4 separate regions of the Homo sapiens genome follow, and all the other regions are linked to region 4. The links are chromatin contacts, found by Hi-C or POLR2A ChIA-PET in ENCODE. All regions are on one chromosome and are shown on one strand. Each heading gives the region's core, a stretch centred on a gene start or an enhancer-like site at or near the end of the contact. The rest is flanking DNA. Distances are from core to core; before and after follow the strand shown.

Evidence for each region. A loop is a pair of places that touch in the nucleus more often than their neighbours do. ChIA-PET counts read pairs that join two places held with the same protein, here RNA polymerase II (POLR2A). Pooled maps may share reads with other maps.
Region 1: a loop to region 4 is called in a pooled map, with 5 times the contacts of the local background. The contact joins the promoter of TMEM219 here to the promoter of RABEP2 in region 4. A Hi-C loop is called at or near these places in 5 of 50 pooled maps.
Region 2: a pooled map shows a loop between it and region 4 (11-fold over the local background). The contact joins the promoter of CORO1A-AS1 here to the promoter of RABEP2 in region 4. A Hi-C loop is called at or near these places in 2 of 50 pooled maps. POLR2A ChIA-PET finds 5 or more read pairs at or near these places in 2 of 52 experiments (Caco-2 and activated B cell).
Region 3: a loop to region 4 is called in a pooled map, with 8 times the contacts of the local background. The contact joins the promoter of ZNF768 here to the promoter of RABEP2 in region 4. A Hi-C loop is called at or near these places in 1 of 37 single-sample maps with no recorded cell type and 2 of 50 pooled maps. POLR2A ChIA-PET finds 5 or more read pairs at or near these places in 1 of 52 experiments (HEK293T).

The regions. Positions count from the first base shown.
Region 1 is chr16:29,960,310-29,963,401 of GRCh38, reverse strand. TMEM219 (transmembrane protein 219) reads right to left here and starts at 1,323. Exons shown (of 6, transcript NM_001083613.2): 1 at 1,270-1,323; 2 at 94-295; 3 at 1-2. The coding sequence starts at 258. RefSeq lists a silencer at 1,041-1,490 and an enhancer at 1,841-1,950.
Region 2 is chr16:30,183,538-30,186,964 of GRCh38, reverse strand. It overlaps CORO1A-AS1 (CORO1A antisense RNA 1), which reads left to right and starts at 2,177. Exons shown (of 2, transcript NR_186359.1): 1 at 2,177-2,461; 2 at 3,194-3,427. CORO1A (coronin 1A) reads right to left here and starts at 3,363. Exons shown (of 11, transcript NM_007074.4): 1 at 3,240-3,363; 2 at 1,558-1,756; 3 at 245-367; 4 at 20-149. The coding sequence starts at 1,755. RefSeq lists enhancers at 881-1,030, 918-1,459, 1,460-1,999, 2,000-2,541, 2,542-3,082 and 2 more and silencers at 1,461-1,560, 2,931-3,040, 3,071-3,427.
Region 3 is chr16:30,525,253-30,528,681 of GRCh38, reverse strand. ZNF768 (zinc finger protein 768) reads left to right here and starts at 2,116. Exons shown (of 2, transcript NM_024671.4): 1 at 2,116-2,356; 2 at 2,631-3,429. The coding sequence starts at 2,269. RefSeq lists enhancers at 731-1,030, 2,611-2,670 and silencers at 1,101-1,930, 2,021-2,340, 2,361-2,410.
Region 4 is chr16:28,923,380-28,926,783 of GRCh38, reverse strand. RABEP2 (rabaptin, RAB GTPase binding effector protein 2) reads left to right here and starts at 1,546. Exons shown (of 13, transcript NM_024816.3): 1 at 1,546-1,681; 2 at 2,169-2,381. The coding sequence starts at 1,621. RefSeq lists enhancers at 503-1,086, 2,065-2,294, 2,325-2,414 and silencers at 1,305-1,654, 1,685-1,904.

The sequences.
Region 1 (3,092 bases), core at 74-2,573, 1.0 Mb before region 4:
TCCTGTGAGCAAAAGAAGACGGGTGAGATGAGATTAGCAGCAAAAGCCTGTCTAGGTTGGAAGGAAGAGCGGGTACGGGGGTGGGGAACTTACCTGGGGGATGTCAGGGCTGCGCAGGCCAGTCCTGTGGGTGAGGAGGAAGCTGCCAAGGCCCAGGCCAGAGAGGCCAAGGAGCAGCAGGATCAAAGTGGCACAGACCAGAGGTGGGTGGTGGGCCAGACACAGGTGCAGGTTGTGCCCTGCCTGGCAGTTGCCCATGGGGAGCAGAGGGGGCTGAGCCTCCGGGGAGAGCCTGCTGGAAGACAGGGAGGGAGAATGGGACAAGAGCACCGCTTTTACGCAAAGAGAAAAGAAAGCTCAGAGAAGACAAAGGACTTCCCAAGGCCACACAGTAAGTGGCAGAGCCAGAACAAGAATCCAAGGTTCCCGACTCCAAAAGTTCAACTCCCTGCACTGCTGGATAAATATTTGCTGCATTTCATTTCTGAAGTAATCTAAGTGGAGGCAGAGCAGTGTACTCCGTGCTGGAAGAAGGAAACTGAAAGGGAGACTTCTCAGCTGGAGAAACAGGAAGCACTGTTCTGGGGCGAGGATTTGGCTGAGGAATAGTTCCAGCCAGAGCCCAGACAAGGGAAGACTCTGGAGAAGAACTCCACTGTGCAGCTAAACGGCTAGATCTGAATCCCTTTCTGTTATTCACTGACTCTGTGAGCTTAAGAATCCATGAAATGGGAGTTCTGAGAACACCAAGTAATAAGGATTAAACGTGGCGGATGAAGCAGTCTGCGTGGTATTTGGCCATGCAGGAATTCAACAAATGTCCACTTCCTTTCTCTTTCTCGTACAGATCCTCAAAACCGGGTAAGGCGAGGCAAAAAATACTGTGAGGGAAACTGAGGCTCGCGGACTTTAACACAGGAGGGGTAGGGCCAAGATCTGAACCCCGCCTCCTGCTTCCAAGTGGGGTGCTCCTTCCCACGCAAGGTGCGACGGCCTGATGGAAAAGAACTTCTGGAAGGCGAAGAGATAAACAGGGGTCGGGGGAAAAGAAGGGAGCCACGGAAATGTAGGTGTCACAAATGCTCAGCCCTGCCCCGCCTCCCGTCCGGCTGGAAGGGGGTTAAAGGGAGGGGAGGGCAGAGTCTGAGGGTCCGCCGCCGCTGGTGCACCTGAGCACCCCCTCCCCGGAAAGCCCCCGCCCCGAACGATTGCAACGCCCTCGTCCCCTCCCGGTCTCGCGCGTCGGATCCGCCAGCCGCTCGCTCTTACCCCTCGGGGCCGGGCGGAGGCCGGCGCCCCCCGCGACGTCACGAGCGGGGCCGCGAGGGGGCGGGGTCCGTGCTCTGCGCTTCCGTCCCCGACCCTCCTCCTCGCGCGGCCCCGCCCCGCGGCCGGGTCCGCATGCGCAGTGGCCACGCGGGCGCCAGCCTCGCAGCTCACCGCCAGGGTGGGGGCGTACCAAAGGGACACCCAAGGAAGGAGCCACCAGAAAGGAAAACCTCCGTGGGAGGGGTGGAAACGGGAGCGAGGCCAGGGAGCAAGTGCGAGAAACGTCGCAGAACCCGTAGGCTCCCTCCAGAGAGACTGGCGAGAACTGCCCCAGAAGCTTGTCGCGGGCATTTTTGGGCTGTGCGTCCCCTACCCGCGCCAATAGCACAGACCAGCCGCGCCCGGGTTCCCGGTGAGGACTCGGCATCCGCTCAGAGTTGCAGGGCTGCCACTTGAGGACTCTGTCCACTGGGGCTGGGAGTGGTGTTTTGGACTCCGCTCTTCTGTGCACCCCGATCTGCACCTTTCTCGTGGACCCTGACTTTTAGTGACTCCTTAATGTATAGGATGCTGGAGCTGAAGAGTTGCTCAGTAGAGAGCATCTCAGTTCACTTCTGCCCAAGTTTTGGAGGTGAGAACATCTGACTGGAGGTAGCATGACACATGGAGCCAGGAACTTTGGGTTCAAATCCTGACTGTCCGTACCCTCGCATAAGCCATAGCCGCGCTCTCAGGGGACTAAGCTTACCCCTCTACTAAAGAGGATCATCCTATCTATCTCACCGGTTGGATCAGAAGCTTAAAGGGTAAAATGTGGGAAAACATGGGCCCAGTGCCCACTAAGCACACAGGACAGATGCTACTTGAAACGGAATCTATTTAATTCGACTGTGGCTTCCTTAAGGCAGAGGCCATGTCGTTTGTATCAACAGCCACAAAAGTTTGTGGCACAAAACCTTCGCATATACAAATGATTTTTTTTTTTTTTGAGACGGGGTCTCAGTCTGTCGCCAGGCTGGAGTGTAGTGGCGCGATCTCGACTCACTGCAACCTCCGCCTCCCGGATTCAAGCTATTCTTCTGCCTCAGCCTTCCGAGTAGCTGGGACTACAGGCGCACGCCACCACGCCCAGCTAATTTTTGTATTTTTAGTAGAGACGAGGTTTCACCATGTTGGCCGGGATGGTCTTGATCTCTTGACTTCGTGGTCTGCCCGCATCGGCCCCCCAAAGTGCTGGGATTACAAGCGTGAACCACCACACCCGGCCGATTTTTTTTTTTTTTTTTTTTTTTTTTTGACAGAGCCTTGCTCTGTCATCGCCCAGGCTGGAGTTCAGTGGCACAATCAAAGCTCGCTGCAGTCTGGACGTCTTGGGCTCAAGAGATCCTCCCGCCTTAGCCTCCTGGGTAGTTGAGACAGCCGGTAGTCACACGCCACCCACCATGCCCAGCTAACTTTTGCATTGTGTGTAGAGACGGGGTTTTGCCATTTGCCATGTTGCCCAGGCATGTCTCGAACTCCTGACCTCAAGCAGTCCTCTCGCCTCGGCCTCCCAAAGTGCTGGGATTACAGGCGTGAGCCACTGTGCCCTGACTAGTCAAATGATTTTTGACAAGGGTGCTGTGGGCGTTCAGTAGAGAAAAGAGTCTTTTCTGTGCATCGAAGGACACAACAGGCTGGGCACGGTGGCTCAAGCCTGTAATCCTAGCACTTTGGGAGGCCGAGGCGGGTGGATCACCTGAGGTCAGGAGTTTGAGACCAGCCTGGCCAACATGGTGAAACCCCATCTCTACTAAAAGTACAAAATTAGCCAGGCATGGTGC
Region 2 (3,427 bases), core at 928-3,427, 1.3 Mb before region 4:
GCCCCTCCTCCCGCAGCACCTGCACTGAGCAGCACGTTCTGGGCTGTGGTGTGCCAGGCCACAATGCCCACACGCTTGGTGTGGCCCTCCAGGGTGACGACGGGCTCCCGCAGGGGCAGCATCAGGCCCCCATCTGGGATCTCCCACACCTGCAGAGGAGGGGCCAGTGAGTCTTCAGGACTCCAAATGTCAGATCCCATCCTAGAGCCCCTCTCCCAGCCCCTGGGTCCCCACCACCACTCACCATGACTGTGCAGTCCTCGGAGCCACTGGCAATGACGTTGTCATTGTGCGGGCACCAGGCGATGTCTAGCACAGGGGCTGTGTGGCCACAGACCGTGGGCGCATTCTTGTCCACACGTCCAGTCTAAAGGCACAGCAGGGCCTTGGAGGTGCTTTTGCCTCCCAAACCCAATCCAACCTCCCCACACCTCCTTCAGAGAGGCCCAGAGAGGAAAGCTGTGGTGTCCCTGGGAGCTGGACCAGGGCCTGGGGTGGGGACGGGGGCGGGTTGTTCTTCTCTTGTTCCAGTCCCAAAATGGCCTGGGCAAACCCCAGGAGGGCTGGCCACGCATGGCAGAGGTTGGGGGCCGTGCAAGACCCTGGCAGAGTTCCCGCCGGTCTCTGTCTCAGTCTGTCTCTGCCCTTAGGGTTGGCACCCCCACCCCAGCTTCCCCGAGTGAGGCTTCCATGGGCACAACTGGCCCTGGAGCCAGGACAGGTGTATGGGGGCTGGGGGGGTGGAGGCAGCTCCCCAGAGAGCGAGTGTGAGTGGTGGGGCTGCAGGGGTGGGTCCTCCCAAAAGGAGAGGGGCCAGGGAGCCTGTCCCAACTGGCCCCAGGCAGGAGCAGAGGTTTGGAAATGGCTTCTTCCGGGGACAGCTGCTTCAGCAGGGCTTCCTGTGTGACAGCCATGTGGGGCGCGGGCCCAGCTCTCACCCCGACAACCACTTCCTCTTCTCTTTGCTTCCATCAGCCCTTTTAAGGTAACAACTTGGGGCCCATCTCCCCTTCCTGTCTTACCCCCCAAAGAGCACAGGAGTGTGCTGGGGGTGCGGGGCAGCAGCCAGCCAGCGGAGGGGGCAGCAGGCTCCAGGGGAGGGCAGGGCTGCGGGTGGGGGAGAGCACCTCTTGCATCATCCCTGCCTGCGAGCTGGGGGACAGAGTTGCTAGGTCCTCAGACAGGCCCAGAGCCAGAGTCCCTCCCAACCCTGAGAACGCTGCCAGGGCCCCCAGACCCCATCCCAACCCCCTCTGTGTTTCCATGGGGAGAAAGCCCCAGGCTGAGGCTCAGGAGGGCTGATCATGGGTCTGCAGGACTGTCTGTAGTCCTGGTCACTGGTGTGACCCATCTTGTGTTGGCTCCTTCTGAGCGTCAGTTTCCACACAGCCACAGCACAGAGGAGCTGGAGGAAGTGTAAGGCTCATGGGGCCCAGCTCAGTTTTCCAGATGGCAACACAGGCCCTGGAAGGCCTGGTGACCGTCACCTAATCAGGACCTGCACAGAGCCATGGGTCCGGTGGAGGAGCTGCTCCCCCCAGGGCCCCAGGGGCTCACCTTGCCCAGGGGCAGCACCAGGAAGGCCCCTCCCCCGCTGGCCTCACAGATCAGGGCCACAAACTTAGGGTTGACAGCACAGAAGCCACTGTCCCAGGTGGTCTGTGAGACGCGCACATCTTCATAGCACTGGTCGGCCTTGGCCGGCTGTCCAAACACGTGGCGGAACTTGCTGGAGCGGACCACCTGCCGGCTCATTCTGGGGGCACACAGCATAAGAGCATTTCTCCCTTCAGGTCAACTCTGATCTTCCAGTGGTCCCCACCTCCCCCAGGACACCCCTCAGTCTGGCTTTTAAGGTCCCAGCATCATCTCCAGGGGCTCCCTATTCTTCCCTCTGTGGCTGATGCCTGCTTGCCTTCCCCAGCCTCTCCTTCCCTCTAACCTGCAAGCCCCCTTCTCCCTGGCCCCAGGCCACTCTGAGCCACCCTCTCAATCTGTACCCTCAGCCTCTGCAACAGAGCCTGGCGTGGTGTTGCCCCACTGCATGTTTGTTGACTGACTGGCTGATGGATGCAGAGCCCGTCCTTCCTAATGGTTCAGACTCAGGCGTCATCAGCCCAGATGGCTCCGAGGGTGGGTTCTCTCTTAGTTACCGTGTCCAGAGCCCACCTCCCTCACACCCACACAGCGCTTCCTAAAGGCAGGGACAGGAGCTGGCCTCCCTCGCCTGCTGGCATGGGGCTGGACACAGGAGGAAGTGGCGTGGGGGCTGCCTGAGGGGAGTGAGGCGGCAGGATAGCTTCCCCAGCAGGTCTCTGGCTCAGGTCCAGGTATCTCCTCCTCCCCATACCTCTGCCTCTCGCCTCCGCTCAGAAAAGCAGGTGCCCTTAAGAGCCATCTCCACCCCCATGTAAACTGCACACAGGAAGGGAGAGGCCACTCCGACTGCTCTGAGGTCCAGGTAGGATGGTTTCCCCCAGTGTCTGGGTGGGGAGCAAGGAACTCCAGGGGCGACCTTGTGCCACCGCATCACCTTCCTGCTCAGGGAAGGGGCCTGTGCTGCCGCTTGGAGGGTGCCATGCCCAGAGCCTCTGCCCCTAGCCTCAGCCTCGCCTACTCACTGGGGGCTCCAGCACCCCCGGCCACCCCAGGACTCCCGAAGAGGCTGCTAGGTCGGCCTGCCCAAAGAGCGGTGAGGAGCGTATGTGAAGAGCCCCAGTCTTGAGGAGCAGCCTGTATCTGGAGAGAGGGGAGCCCCGGACCAGAGGTGGGGGACAGGAAGCCATCGCCCCACCCTGCCTCCTCCCCCACCACAGGTACCAGGCCCGGAAACCACGGAAAGGGGAACTTGGTCTTTTCTTGTTTTGCTCTCAACCCCTTCCTGTCTCCAAGCCCAGGGCAGCTGCCCCGCTCACCCCACCCTGCCCTCGTCCCCACCCTCCCCGAGACTCAATTCCGTGGGGAGTCGGGCCCTCGACACTGTGCTGACCCCCGGCCACCCACCTCCATCTTGGCCGCGGTGGTCCCTAGCCCTCGCCTCCGCAGAGCGCTCTGGGGCCCCGGCGGCCCCCACTCCAAGCAGCGTCCCCCCACGGGCTGCTGCGCCCGCTACCTGGCCCCGGCGCTGGCTGGGTCGCGGTGACAGCCGCGCGCCCCCGCAGCCCGCGGCTCCCACGCGCGCGCCGCCCCACAGGTGGCCCTCGCCCCGGCCCACCCGCGCCTCCCAGGCCCAGCCTCACCTGCTGCCGAGAGAGGACAGTGATCCCCCAAAAGCCGGAGGTGGAGGAGGAGGAGGAAGAGGAGGAAGGAGCTGGAGGAGCCGGGGACTCGCCCGCTGAAGATGCTCTTGTCAAGACAATGAATGAGAAGCAGCCGTGCGCCCGCCTCCGGGGTGGCCGCGCCCCTTGGGGCGGAGCTCTTCCAGGCC
Region 3 (3,429 bases), core at 867-3,366, 1.6 Mb before region 4:
ACATACATTGGGATGGGAGAGAGCTATGGGGCTGGAAGCTGTTTCTCTGGAGGGCAGAAAGTTTTCCCCGCTTCATTCGTGGCATAAGCTCTTGTGATTTTATTTGTAAGCCTTTATTATTATTATTTGAGACGGAGTCTTGCTCTGTCACCCAGACTAGAGTGCAGTGGCGAGATCTCGGCTTACTGCAACCTCCGCCTCCCGGGTTCAAGTGATTCTCCTGCCTCAGCCTCCCAAGTAGCTGGGATTACAGGTGCCCACCACCGTGCCTGGCTAATTTTTGTATTTTTTTAGTAGAGACGGGGTTTCACCATCTTGGCCAGGCTGGTCTTGAACTCCTGACCTCGTGATCCACCTGCCTTGGCCTCCCAAAAGTGCTGGGATTACAGACATGAGCCAGTGCGCCCCACCTGTAAGCCTTTATTTAGATAGTTTCTCTCCACTTTTTACCACTTGGCATTCTTCAAGTTCTTGTTCTCACCTCTTTTCAGGAAGGAGAGGCCATCCTTCCTCCCAAACATTCTCTTCCCTTCATTTGTCTGGGTAGGCGACAAGAAAACACGATCCATGGCTCCTGCTCACACAGGGGCATCGGGCTCGTTAACTGTCAAGAACGCTGCCAAACTTGTTTCAGCACGAAGCGTAGAAAAAAAAGACAAGAACTGGATGATATTAAGTTGTCTGTCCAGGCTCACTTCCTCAATTCAAAGCTGCGCCCGAGGCAGTGTTTCTCAGGTTCCCTTCCTCTGCAAGACTCCATTCGAGTCAGACAAGACTGGAGAGTTGTTAGATGCCTCGAAGGCCAGATGGTTCTCTCAGTCCAATTCTCCTTTGTATCACCCTCACCTGGAAGGAATCCTGCCTCCCTGTGAGGAAATCTAACAACAGGGACTAAGGCTGCCAGGGATTGAGTTAAACTCAGGCGCTGGGGAAGGTGGAGGGGAGAGGCAAGGGGTGTGAGGCTGACGAGGAGGAAGGGTGTCTGTCCTCAGATCTTCTGGCTTTCATAAAACATAATGGAGGCTAAGTGGGGGCGGGAAAAGTTTTGATGGCACAGGCCGGGCTGGAGGGGAGATGCCTGGCACCTCCCTCCCACTACCTCCTGAAGGCGCTTCTGGCCGACAGGGGAGGCGGACCCGACCACAGCACTCCCGGCCAATCAGGAAGGCGCCTGGCGTTCCCTGGCGACCATTAACGCCCAGCCGTCCGCGGGGTTGGAGGAGGCGGGGCGGCTAGAGCACGAGCCCCATCGGCCAACCGCCGGGCTTCCTGGGGCGGAGAAGCTGTGCCTCTGGGAGCCGGGGCGGGGCTGTCTCCTTGGCAACTATCCTAGCCCTCGAGGAGGGAGGAGGGAGGAGGAGGATCAGGGGAGCCGAGCTGGGTGGGGGCCGGAGGAACGGGAGCGGGCGCGCGCAGGTGCCGGGGAGCGGAGTTCCTGGAGGGGGTCCCAGGCTCAAGGACCTCGGCGAGGCCAAGGGGAGTCCGTCCCGGTTCCCGAGGCGCTGCCGGAGCTGACCCGGAGGCCCGGGAGGGGAGGGAGCGAGACACCGCCCCCGCTGGCGCCGGGAAGCGTCGCTCCTTCTCGCTGACCTTGGTCTCGCTTGTCGCCTCGCCCTTGGCCACACGCACCGACGACGCGGGGCCCGGGAGATGGACAGACGGGCCTCTGGAGGGACGGAGACCTAGAACATAGGCACACACACTGCCCCGGTAGCCCCGCGGGCTCCGGGGCGTCCGGTCCTCACCCACCCCGTGGCCGGGCCCCTCCAGCCCAGGGTTAATGCCAACGAGTTTCCACCTCCAGCGGCTCCTAGAGAGGCCGCGGCGCGAGCCGGCGGGGGGACCTGGCCGCGGACGGACACTTCCTGTGCGGGGGAGGGTGGGGGGGTGCTGGGCGGCCGTTGGACAGTGCAGCCCAGCCCGGGGCCGGGGTCCAGAAGGTGGGGGCTCGGGCGGGAGCGGGGGCCGGGGGCCGCCGGGGTAGTCGCGAAGCCCCTCATCCCCGAGGCCGCGACGCGCGGGGGCCAGTGAGGGCCACGGGGAGGCCGAGACCTTGGGAGGGGGCGGGGCCGCGGGCAGGGGAGGGGCCCGGCGCGCTGGAGAGGCGCGGGGTCAAGACGTCCGGCCTCGGGGGCCCGGGCTGGGCCGCCGAGTCCCCTGGGCGGCGCTGAGCGGGCGGGAGGCGGGGGCCCGCGGCTCGGGGCAACCGAGGCCGGGTCGCGGGATCGGCCGCCATCGCCGCCGCCGCTGCACTGGGAGCCCGCGGGGATGGAGCGGGAGGCGTTGCCGTGGGGCCTCGAGCCCCAGGATGTGCAGAGTTCTGACGAAATGAGGAGCCCCGAAGGGTACCTCAGAGGTGAGGAGGGAGCGCCCGTCCGAGGAGTGGACTTGCGCGCAGGAGAAGGGGCTGTGGCTCCAGGGAGGGAGCGAGGGCCCGGGGCTGGGACACCTGGGACTCGAAGGAGGGGCCGGCGGGGACTGGGGTGTCTTGGGTCAGCTGAGGGGGGCGTGGGAATTTCAGCACTTGTCTAGGGGCCAGCGACCCTGCATGTGAGGTGGGAGGTGTGTGGTTGCTAATGGACCAAATGACCTTCCAGGTCTCACACGATCTGGATTCTCTCATCCTGCAGGCAACATGAGTGAGAATGAGGAAGAGGAAATTTCTCAGCAAGAAGGCAGTGGGGACTATGAAGTCGAAGAGATACCATTTGGGCTTGAACCCCAGAGCCCTGGGTTTGAGCCACAAAGCCCAGAGTTTGAACCCCAAAGCCCCAGATTTGAGCCTGAAAGCCCGGGGTTTGAGTCCCGAAGCCCTGGGCTTGTGCCCCCAAGCCCTGAGTTTGCACCCAGAAGCCCTGAATCAGATTCTCAGAGCCCTGAGTTTGAATCCCAGAGCCCTAGGTATGAACCCCAAAGCCCTGGCTATGAACCTCGGAGCCCCGGGTATGAACCCCGGAGCCCTGGCTATGAATCTGAGAGCTCTAGATATGAATCCCAGAACACTGAGCTCAAAACCCAAAGCCCAGAATTTGAAGCTCAAAGTTCCAAATTCCAGGAAGGTGCGGAGATGCTTCTGAACCCCGAGGAAAAGAGTCCTTTGAATATCTCCGTAGGAGTTCACCCCCTGGACTCCTTCACTCAGGGGTTTGGGGAGCAGCCCACAGGGGACCTGCCCATAGGGCCACCTTTTGAGATGCCCACAGGGGCCCTGCTGTCTACACCGCAGTTTGAGATGCTTCAGAATCCCCTGGGTCTCACAGGAGCCCTTCGAGGTCCAGGTCGGCGGGGTGGCCGGGCCAGGGGTGGGCAGGGCCCTCGGCCTAACATCTGTGGCATCTGCGGGAAGAGCTTCGGGCGGGGCTCCACCCTGATCCAGCACCAGCGCATCCACACCGGTGAGAAGCCCTACAAATGTGAGGTCTGCAGCAA
Region 4 (3,404 bases), core at 297-2,796:
GAAACATCTGCCATGGTAGTTTACCGCACCCATTAACCCATCACCTAGGTATCAAGCCCAGGATGCATTAGCTACTCTTGCTGATGCTCTCCCTCCCCCCTCCCAACACCCACCCCACAGGCCCCCATGTGTGTTGGTCCCCTCCCTGTGTCCATGTGTTCTCATTGTTCAGCTCCCACTTATAAGTGAGAACATGCATGTTTAGCTTTCTGTTGCTGCATTAATTTGCTGAGGATAATAGCTTCTAGCTTCATCCATGTCCCTGCAAAGGACATGATCTCGTTCCTTTTTATGGCTGTATAGTATTCCATGGTGTATATGTACCACATTTTCTTTATCCAGTCTATCATTGATGGGCATTTGGGTTGAGTCCATGTCTTTGCTATTTTGAATAGTGCTTCAATGAACATACTCGTGCATGTATCTTTGTAATAGAATGATTTATATTCCTTTAGGTATATACCCAGTAATGGGATTTCTGGGTCAAATGGTATTTCTGGTTCTAGGTCTTTGAGGAATCACCACACTGTCTTCCACAATGGTTGAACTAATTTACATTCCCACCAACAGTGTAAAAGCGTTCTACCTTTGGCCATTTTCAAACTGCATTATCTGTTTTACAAAAATCGCTCCAGCTGCTTTACGGAGAATTAATTAATTAAAGGGTGGAGTCGACACTGCGGAAGTTCAGGAGAAGTGATGGGAGCTGGGACGGAGTGTTAGCGCTGGAGATGGAGAAAAAGGGGCACATTCTGGAATAGTCAGCACATTGGAAGTAGAGTTTACGGGACTTGCAGGAGGACACGTAGAATCAAGGACTTCCAGGTTCCTGGCGTGTCCTTTACAGAGGGAAAAAAGGTTTGAGGGAAGGGGAACCAAGGCTCTGGACATAAATCTGAATTGCCTGTCACCGTCCGGGTGGAGGTCACAGATAAAGAGCCTGATCTAGACACAGGCGGAGAGGAGAGGAGGGATTTGAGGGCGTTGGGAGGAGGAAAGGGGGGCCAGCAGGAAGCGGTGACTGGCTGAGTAACAAAATGGGGGTGGGGACGTGCAAGTTTCAGACTCCGACTAACTACGCGGGGACTCCGAGGCGCTCAGAAAAATGAAGCCGACCCGGCCCTGCCCCGAGGGACGCTCCAAGAGGGCGGAGGTGCAGGGAGGGCCCCGCCACAATTCGCGGTAACGCAAGCCAGGCTCGGGCGGAAGGGCGGCCGGAGCCGATCAAAGGCTGGCTCCGGGCAGGGGCAGCGAGGGAGCGAGGGGGAGCTCTCCGCAGGCCGGTGTCCCGGAGGAGGCATAATTGGAGCAGGGCTTCCAAGGTCACGGAGAGACGCCGGGCAAGACCTCTTAAGGATCCTCTTCCGGGCTTGAAAGGCAGGCGTCCTCCCGAACCGCGCGACCCAGCCAAGAAGAGCCGGGGCGGGGCCGGGGCCGGGGCCGGGGGCCGACTCGGGAATCTTCGGCCGAGGCTCGGCAATCCCCCCATCCTCCGTCCGGGGCCTCCAGCCCGGGGCCGATCCGGAAACAGCCGAGCGGATCCGGAAACAGCCGAGAGGACCCGGAAGCGGTGCGCTCCGTCACCAGGGAGTGCGGGAATCCGCCGTTTGCGCTGAGGCAATGGCGGCAGCTGCGCCGGTGGCCGCGGACGACGATGAGCGGCGGCGGCGGCCGGGGGCTGGTACGTGAGGGGGCGTCCGTGCAAGCGGGGAACGGTGATGCTGGGGGCGGGGCCGAGCCAGCCACCTGCGGATGGGGGGTGGAGAGGGATGATGGAGGAAGGGGCGGGGCCACGCCGTCGGGAAAGGGGGCGGGGCCTACAGCCACAGGCAAAAGGGGGCGTGGCCCGGCCATTGAAGGGGTAGGGCCAGTGACAGGTGCGAAGTGGGGCCCGGTGAGGAAGGGGCGCGGCCACTAGGAGGGCGGGGCCAGGTGGGACCGAAGAGAGGACTGAGTGAAACTGGCCACCGCGAAGAGATGGAGTGTAGGCAGCACCCGGCAGAGCGAGTGGGAAGGGGGCGGGGCAGGGGCGGGGCCAGGTGAGCCGGGCGGGCCCAGGTGAAGGAGGCCCCAGATGAAGGCAACAGTACTAGGTTGCAGGACTTGCTAAGCCGGTAGGTGGCCTGGGGTAAGAGATGGGAAGAGAGGCTGATCCCTGTCCCCCACAGCACTGGAGGACTCCCGGTCCCAGGAAGGGGCAAATGGTGAGGCCGAGTCAGGTGAGCTCAGCCGGCTTCGGGCTGAGCTGGCAGGCGCCCTGGCAGAAATGGAAACCATGAAGGCTGTGGCAGAGGTGAGCGAGAGCACGAAGGCCGAGGCTGTGGCTGCGGTGCAGCGGCAGTGCCAAGAGGAGGTGGCCTCGCTGCAGGCCATCCTGAAAGGTGAGACGCGGGACTCACCTAGACTCCCCATCAACCCCATACTGGGGAGTGCATGACGAGAAAGGGATTGGGGGCACAGATAAGCTATGGGATAGGTTAGCAGGGCTGCCTGGCACAGGGCATGCCTATGGCCCAGAGGAAGGGCCGCCCTTTTAAAATTTGCATAGAGGCCCTCCATGTGATAGCAGCAGCTCTGTCAGTTATAGCTAAGTTTAGCTCCCAGCTTCTATCTGTTGCCTTGTCCCATGTCATTTCTTGTCCCTCACTGATGATTGATCAACCCTGAAGATGGGCGAGAAACTTCTCAGTTCCCCAAACCAACCTCATTTTAGTCTGGACTTCTGGGAAATAGAATCAGCCCTGGCCCAGTCTCTGTGAGTCTAATGCTCTGCTCTCTAGCCTTCCCCAGACACTCCCCCCTCCACCCCACGCCATGCACCAGCTTCCCCACCTCCGCCCCACGTTCTTTGTACTTGGTCCTCTGGCCCCAGACGCCCCAGCTGCTGATCCTGTTTTCTACTCTCCTTCCTCTAGCAGAAGCCAGAGACTCTGAAACAGATGTCAGAGCTGCCCCCGCTGCTATGCCCCTGCTGCGGTGGGGCTCTCGTCAACTCTCTCCTGGACTTTTGTCCCAACCTTCTCACAGATCTTCCTCTATAGTGTGGCCTTGACATTGGCTTCCAGAGTAAACTTCCTAAAATTCCCTTCCCAACATGCGATTTCCCTTTCTAACAGCTGCTGGTGGCTGGAGACTTCTCTGGGGCTGTATTTCCCACATTTCAGGATCCACCTGCCTGTGCAATGTAGACACATCCTTGTACAACTTACTGTGCTGTTTACTTAATATTTGTTCTTTAAATAGATCCACATTTTAAAAGTTTACATACATTTATTAAGGGAAACTTGTTATATCTACTATATAAGAAAAGCCAGGTGTGTCCTAAATAATAACAATAGCTAGCTTTTTTTTTTTTTCTTGAGTCAATAAGAGTTTCACTCTGTCGCCCAAGCTGGAGTGCGTCA